Linked DNA regions of Homo sapiens: region 1 is linked to region 2. A link is an interaction called in ENCODE POLR2A ChIA-PET data of the cell type or tissue named here. Cell type or tissue: A673. All regions are shown on one strand. Region 1 overlaps TPM3 (tropomyosin 3). Region 2 overlaps GATAD2B (GATA zinc finger domain containing 2B).

Evidence for each region. Peaks named below come from ENCODE experiments on the same cell type or tissue, not always from the same donor. Only the 100,000 strongest peaks of a DNase experiment are listed, where the experiment ranks them.
Region 1: POLR2A ChIA-PET joins it to region 2 with 5 read pairs; 3 of 35 experiments call an interaction of 5 or more read pairs at or near these places.

The regions. Positions count from the first base shown.
Region 1 is chr1:154,165,320-154,169,319 of GRCh38, reverse strand. It overlaps TPM3 (tropomyosin 3), which reads left to right. Exons shown (of 10, transcript NM_152263.4): 9 at 1-15; 10 at 1,380-4,000. The coding sequence ends at 1,383. It also overlaps the pseudogene RN7SL431P. Among named protein-coding and RNA genes, the nearest start is that of NUP210L, 12 kb to the right of the region's middle. In A673, no CTCF peak of the experiment used is centred here; no DNase peak of the experiment used is centred here.
Region 2 is chr1:153,878,764-153,882,763 of GRCh38, reverse strand. The region is part of intron 1 of GATAD2B (GATA zinc finger domain containing 2B); the gene reads left to right. Among named protein-coding and RNA genes, the nearest start is that of GATAD2B, 42 kb to the left of the region's middle. RefSeq lists a silencer at 1,437-1,731. In A673, no CTCF peak of the experiment used is centred here; DNase peaks (open chromatin) are centred at 753 and 1,583; H3K4me3 peaks cover 1,266 bases; H3K27ac peaks cover 2,321 bases.

The DNA.
Region 1 (4,000 bases), 290 kb before region 2:
TGACATGACCTCTATGTAACTATCTGACAGTAGAGTGGGGCTGGGATCTTGGCTTGTGGGTGGATGGGGGTACAAGCTATGCATAGTGGTGTGCTTTGGTTTTATCCTTTGGAAACTAGAATCTCCACCCTTATCTTTGAAACATTGGTGCTGGTTATTTGTTTGGCAAAAGCTTTGGAGGCATGGCCGGGCGCGGTGGCTCACGCCTGTAATCCCAGCACTTTGGGAGGCCGAGGCAGGTGGATCACGTGAGGTCAGGAGTTGGAGACCAGCCTGGCCAACATGGTGAAACCCCGTCTCTACTAAAAATACAAAAAGTAGCCAGGCATGGTGGCAGTGCACCTGTAATCCTAGCTACTCAGGAGGCTGAGCCAGGAGAATCGCTTGAATCTGGGAGGCAGAGGTTACAGTGAGCCAAGATGTGCCACTGCATTTCAGCCTGGGCAACAGAGTGAGACCCCATCTCAAAAAAAAAAAAAAAGAAAAACATTAAAGGCTGGGCGTAGTGGCTCACACCTGTGATCCCAGCACTTTGGGAGGCTGAGGTGGGCGGATGACTCGAGGCCAGGAGTTCAAGACCAGCCTGGCCAACATGGCAAAACCCTGTCTCTACTAAAAAATATTTAAAAAATTAGTTGGGCTTGGTGGCGCATGTCTATAATCCCAACTACTCGGGAGGCTAAGGCAGGAGAATCACTTGAAACCAGGAGATGGAGGTTGCAGTGAGCCGAGATAATGCCACTGCACTCCAGTCTGGGTTGAAGAGCAAGACTGTCTAAGAAAAAAAAGCTCTGGAGGCAATTAATCTTGGATCAGAAGGAGAACCCTGACTGACTTGTAATTTTTATATTTTGTATTCATAGTTTCTTCATTATACTGTGATTTTTCTATTTGCTTCTCAAATTTAGTCTTCTCAGAAGGGATACTGCTAGAGGTAGAATCCATACAACTAAGGAAATAGGGCCCACAGAGCCAGTAACTTGGGCCCTGACACATTAAGACAAAATTCAGGCCTCCTGGGTGTGTTTAATTGGTTCCCTGATATTAAAGTTCAGGGAACTACCCAAGATGGGAAATACCAAATTCACCTAAGAATTGAGCTGAGTCCCAGAAGCAAGCCAAGTGATAAACAGCACCAAAAAGAGTTGTTGGGGCTTCATCTGTTTGCTGTGGATCCCTGATCCTTGATGCTAATCTGCCTCTTTGTATCTTTCCCACTAACCCTGAAAAGAAGCCACATTTCTCAGGCTGAAGTGTCTGGCTCTCTTTTATTATTCCTGCTGCCACCTCTTCCTTTTTTTCCTCTTCCTTTTTCCCAGTTTGCTATCTAGATTGATGCTAGTCCTTCTCACCTAGAGTATCCTTACTTTTTCATACAGATAATTATCACCGTTTCTGCTCTGTTCTGGATCTGCCCCCTTTACTCCTCGGGGAACCCAAGGCCCCACTCTCGCTCTGGATTCCATTTGGGTCAGCCTGGCTGGTCCCCAAGGCATTAGGATGGGGGAGCAAAAAGCAACTTATGTATTTTCTTCCACCCCCACCCCAAATTAAAATGTTAAGCTGCTGGAAACCTCATGCCACCCTGCATTTGTGTCATTGACAAAGCTGTTGCTGTCCCTAAGAAGGAGCCTTGGGGGTGTGATGTGGGGAAGAGCTATTGTAGGCTCCCCCTCCTCTGACTTATGTAATCAAAGCCACTTTTGTGTGTGTCTATTTTTTCTTGACATTTAAACTCAGCTGATCTGATTCTACCAGAGTGATGGATTTAGTACAGGTTACTCAGGATAGTAATTTTAGTTATACTCCTCAAGCTGAACAAGATTAAATTCCTTATTTCCAGGTTCTTAAATCATCCTGCCTGCAGTGTTTCCATTCTCTCTTCAGGTATTCCTCCTTTGGTGTGGTGTCATTGAGAAGCCATTGAAGTGACTCTCAATACACATTCTGTACCCTTTTACCGGTGGTTCAAATGGTGCATCCTCAGAACACCCAGTGAACCCAATACATTATTGCTAAGATTGACTAATTATGTCAACTCCAGTCACAGAAAAATACACAATGGATAGAATTCTGGACGGTTTTTTTACTTTTTCTTCTTTAAACCTTTCTTACATATTTGAGACTTGCTACCATTTGCCTGCTAGTGTGTGACTAGTGGGATATAAGATAAGTGATAAATTATTATTGGGAAAACTAAAATGACCAATCATGCATATTTCAAATAATGTGCATATGAGGCTAATGATTTATTACATACATAAATTTCTGCTAGTAAAATTTTCCTTGGTTCATATTGTGGAATTAAATATCAACATTTTAGAAATTCCCATTATAGGCCGGGCGTGGTAGCTCACGCCTATAATCCCAGCACTTTGGGAGGCTGGGGCAGGTGGATCACCTGAGGTCATGAGTTCGAGACCAGCTCGGCCAACATGGTGAAACCCCGTCTCTACTAAAAATACAAAAATTAGCTGGGCATGGTGGGTGGGTGCCTGTAATCCCAGCTACTCGGGAGGCTGAGGCAGGAGAATCGCTTGCACCTGGGAGGCGGAGGTTGCAGTGAGCGGAGATCGCGCCACTGCATTCCAGCCTGGGCAACAGAGAGACTCCATCTCAAAAAAAAAAAAGGAATTCGCATTCCAATTTACACAGCAGAGATTTCTTAATAGTATAGCTGTGAATTATACTAATCCAAGCACGTAAGTGTTGTTCACTTAGTACTTTAGTTTCCCAGCAGGGTATGTATTTAAAATTTGCTTTTCTTTTAGCTGGGTGCAATGGCACTTGCCTGTACTGCCTGTAGCTTCTTGGGAGGCTGAGGCAGGAGGATTGCTTGAGCCCAGGAGTTCTGCACTGTAGTGTGCTATGCAGGTCAGATGTCCTCACTAAATTTGGCATCAGTATGGTGACCTCCTGGGAGTGGAGAACAACAAGGTTGCCTAAGAAGGGGTGAACTGGCCCAGGTCGGAAATGGAGCAGGTCAAAATTCCTGTGCTGATCAGTAGTGGGATTGCACCTATAAATAGCCACTGTAGTACTCCAGCCTGGGCAACACAGCAAGATTCCATCTGTTAAAAACACTTTTGCTCTTCTTTTAAACAGATATAATCAGGTAGGGAAGTTTTCCTTAATCTAAAACTTTAAGTCATATCAAATTCACGTTTCCTTTTGTCCATTCCATTTCTTACTGCCGCATAGCCTTTGAGATTAAGGTTCAGATTCATTTATTCAGCTGACACTTCCTGGTATCTTCTAGGTATAGGATATTAAGATGGAGACAGAAATAAAGATGGAGGCACCATTCCTACTCTCAAGTTGCTTAGAATCTACTAGGAGAGAAAACATACATAAAGCTACAGATACTGTGTGATGAATGCCACAAATAATAGTGTTATGGGAATTGAGTAGAGGGGACGAGATTGATCCTAGTGGGAATGAATTGGAAAAACTCATGGAAGAAGGCATGTAATGGGTACTTCATAAACATGTTAAAACTTTTTTCTTTTTTTCTTTTTTTTTTTTTTTTTGAGACGGAGTTTGACTCTTGTCACCTAGGCTGGAGTTCAGTGGCCTGATCTCAGCTCACTGCAACCTCTGCCTCCTGGGTTCAAGCAGTTCTCCCACCTCAGCCTCCCGAGTAGCTGAGATCACAGGCGCCTGCCACCACACCCAGCTAATTTTTGTATTATTAGTAGAGGTGAGGTTTCACCATGTTGGCCAGGCTGGTCTGGAACTCCTGACCTCAAGTGATCCACCCACCTCAGCCTCCCAAAGTGATGGGATTACAGGCTTGAGCCACTGCGCCCAGCCAACATGTTAAACTTGCATATTCATTTTTATTGGGTTCCAAAAGTGGATTTTTGACAAGCAGAGTTGGGTTGTGGGATAGTGAATATTGAGCATTCCATTATTTATTTATTTTTCTCTTTTTGAGATGGAGTCTCGCTCTGTCACCCAGGCTGGATGGAGTGCAGTGGTGAGATCATGGCTCACTGCA
Region 2 (4,000 bases):
TCTATAGAATGACATAGGGATGTGTGTGTGGTAAGTGGGATGTGGTAGGTGAGGAGGTGCTAGAATGCAAAGAGTAAAGTGTTCTAGCTATGACACAGGAAAGTGGAATAATATTGCAATCATACTATGGCTGGGCTTAAAGCATTAAAAAATTTTTAAATTGCAGTAAAATATACATAACAAAGGCCTAAGCTGTTTTTAAAGAATGCATGGGTACTGTCTTGACTACTTTGCTGTGAAACCTTGCTATGCTTTGTGTTAGGTGCGGATTCAGCTGCCCTGAACGGTGTCAATGGATCGGGTTAAATCAGATGTCCTATCTGTGGGACAGCTTCAGGAAAAAAGAAAAATTAGTGAATACACCTGCTGTCTTATTAGTACCTGTTCCCTAGCACTAGCAATAGGGATAAAGAAAAGAAGTTTGGTGGGCAGTATGTCTTCATTTTGTTATAATTTGGGGTGTGCTTTGGTATTGATGCTGTGATTTCCTATCTTGGATGTTGGCTTTGGAAACTAAACAGTTAAAGCATCATGATTTGAGAGGAAACTAGCTCTCATTCATGAAGACAAAGTTTGGCACTAGGCTGCAATGATGGGGGGATAGTTAGGGTGGGGAGACTAACAGACTTTTTTGTACCACAAATGACTTTTAAAAATTAAGAGATAATTCCATGTCCTGAGGTTATAAACCGGCTACAACTGGTTTTTCTCTCCCTCCCTCCTGTCCCCGCTAGGCATCATGGGTAAAAGTAAGCATCCCCCTGTTTCTTTTGTTTAATATAACAGTACACCATGTGATTGGCAGGGCAGTGCCCGCTTGGAGACCGGGTTTGTGCAGGGCTCTCAAGGGGGCTGGCACGCATGGGGGCCACCTCTGTGCTACAGAAAGAGCTTCTCTTACGGTAGAAAAGAGACGATAGAACAGAGAAAGAAAGGGGACCCTCCACACACACACGACCCTCCACACACACACACACACACGAAAAAAACCTAAACCCATCTCATTATTTTCCTCCTTTTTCTGTTCTCTTTCTCTATTTCTTATCTCTCTCACTTTTCTGGAAGCTAGAGGAAGGAACGGAAAAATGTATACCTCTAAGTAGTTTTAACTGTCTTGCCCTCCCCAATCCTTATTTTTCTTTGCTAAAAGCAGAAACTCGAAATCTCTTCTGAGTTCTTTCTAGTAGTTTTTGGCTATGTGTAGAAGGTAATATGCTGAGGTTTCTAATGGGATTGAAGTAATAAACACTGTTGCTTTAAAAAAATTTGTTGCAGAATTATTGTTTCTCATACAAAGCTCCTTTCGGTTTGGATCTTCTTTCCCTCTGCTTCATCCATTTGCTATAATGGTAAGGGTCTCTGGCTTCTAGTTGTCTTCAAGCTGAAGCAATAAGGAGAGTGTTTTATTAAGGTTTTCTCTTTCTCCTTCCTCCCCTTTTTAAAATTTCTTTTGTCTGTAGCAGTGATGGTTCTAGCCTCCCCCTTACCCTCTCTACCCCTCCCCTTTTCCATGTCAGCTCCAACCCTGCTCTGTGAATGGAGTCAACCAGCTGACTGAGTGTTGGCATCATGCCAGGGGCTGCAAAGCAATGAGAATGTGCGCGCGCTCGTGTGTGTAAGTGTATACAGAACACAAAGGGAAAGGCCTGCAGTCTAGGAAATCACAGGCCATTATATAAGGAAGTCTGCGTCATCTCTGCTTGCTTGGGCTGATGGACAAGGAGAGGGAGGGGGGAGGCTTAGAGCAAGAAAAATACCCTTTTGACACATCCACACATACACTTTTTTCCTTGCTGTCTTAGAAAGAAAAAGGTATTTGTGTTGTGGCAAAACGAGAGAGCTTCTGTGTGCAAGTGTTATTGACCATGTTCCTAGTAGAAGTAGTAACTGTCCTGGATCTCCTTTTTTATTTTTTTATTTTTTTGAGACAGGGTCTCTGTCACCCAAGCTGGAGTGCAGTGATGTGATCACGGCTCACTGCAACCTTGACCTCCTGGGTTCAAGCTATCCTCCCAACTCAGCCTCTTGAGTAGCTGGGACTGCAGGCGTGTACCACCACACCTGGCTAATTTTTGTATTTTTTATTGAAATTTGGTCTTCCTGTGTTGTCCAGGCTGGTGGGTCTCTTCTTTCTGTTCCCATTCAAAGGTGTATGTGCTTGAGAAAAGAATGATTAAAAGAGAAATGCCTCCTGGATTTTACAGCTGTAGTTTGTTAAGATACTTAGGGGTGAGGAGCAAGGAGGCAGGGGACAGGCCACATTGTGTGGCTTTTTTGTTTTTTGTTTTTGTTTTTGTTTTTGACAGTCTCACTTGGTAGCCCAGGCTGGAGTGCAGTGGTGTGATCTTTGCTCATTGCAACCCCTGCCTCCCAGGTTCAAGTGATTTTTGTGCCTCTGCCTCCCGAGAAGCTGAGATTACAGGTGCCCACCACCACACCCGGCTAATTTTTGTAATTTTTTTTTAGTAGAGACAGGGTTTCACCATGTTGGTCAGGCTGGTCTCGATCTCCTGACCTCAAGTCATCCACCTGCCTCGGCCCCCACGGTGCTGGAATTACAGGCGTGAGCCACTGCGCTTGGCCGACTGTTTCTAATCATTCAGAATTGCCAAGGGTACAGGGGTGGGTGGGGGAGAGGGGTTGTTCTTAAGGAGAAGCAAAAAGCCAGATAATAGAGCAAGTAATATCTATTAACTACTCATTCGAGACTCCCCCTTCTTTTTTATTTCTTCTTTTCTGTTTAGTATGATATTATCAAAATGCGGTATTCTTTCCCTGCCATCTGCCAGAGTTAGAATTGTACAAAAGGACAGTCAAACAGCACATGGAAGGAAGGAAAAATTAGAGATTGTTCTAAGTGTCCATGCATTGCAAGTGTTACAATTTTGGGGTTCAGTTGTAGTGATTGTGTCTTTCATTGGCAATTAGGGGATCAGCATTCATTTAGAAATTATAATTCTGCTCAGTTTAGTATGATGTCTTTTTTTTTTTTTTTTTTTTTGTAGACAGTGTCTCGCTCTGTTGCCAGGCTGGAGTGCAGTGGCGCATTGTTGGCTCGCTGCAACCTCCGACTCCTGGGTTCAAGCGATTCTCCTGCCTCAGCCTCCTGAGTAGTTGGGACTACAGGCCTGCGCCACCATGCCCAGCTAATTTTTGTATTTTTAGTAGAGACGGGGTTTTTACCATGTTGGCCAGGATGGTCTCGATCTCTTGACCTCATAATCCGCCCGTCTTGACTTCCCATAGTTCTGGGATTACAGGCGTGAGCCACTGCACCCGGCCTGATGTCTTTTCTTAAATTCTCTTTATGTGCCTCCTAGGTGTGATATTTATGAAGCAGCTTTTGTGTTAGGTGAAAATGAGAAAGTATATTAAAGAATAAAGTATGGGGCCGAGAGCGGTGGCTCATGCCTGTAATCCCAGCACTTTGGGAGGCCGAGGTGGGTGGATCACATGAGGTCAGGAGTTTGAGATCAGCCTGGCCAACAAGGTGAAACCCTATCTCTACTAAAAATAAAAAAATTGGCCAGGTGTGGTGGCTCATGCCTGTAATCCCAGCACTTTGGGAGGCTGAGGCGGGCGGATCACGAGGTCAGGAGATAAGAGACGATCCTGGCTAAGACAGTGAAACCCTGTCTTTACTGAAAATACAAAAAATTAGCCGGGCGTGGTGGCTTGCGCCTGTAGTCCCAGCTACTCGGGAGGCTGAGGCAGGAGAATCGCTTGAACCCGGGAGGCGGAGGTTGCAGTGAGCCAAGATCGTACCACTGCACTTTCAGCCTGGGCGACAGAGCAAGACTGTCTCAAGAAAAAAAAAAATTAGCCAGGCATGGTGGTGGGCACCTGTAATCCCAACTACTCGGGAGCCTGAGGCAGAAGAATTTCTTGAACCTGGGAGGTGGAGGTTGCAGTGAGCCTAGATTGCACCACTGCACTCCAGCCTGGGCGACACAGCAATACTCTGTCTCAAAAAAAAAAAAAAAAAAAAAGGAATAAAGTA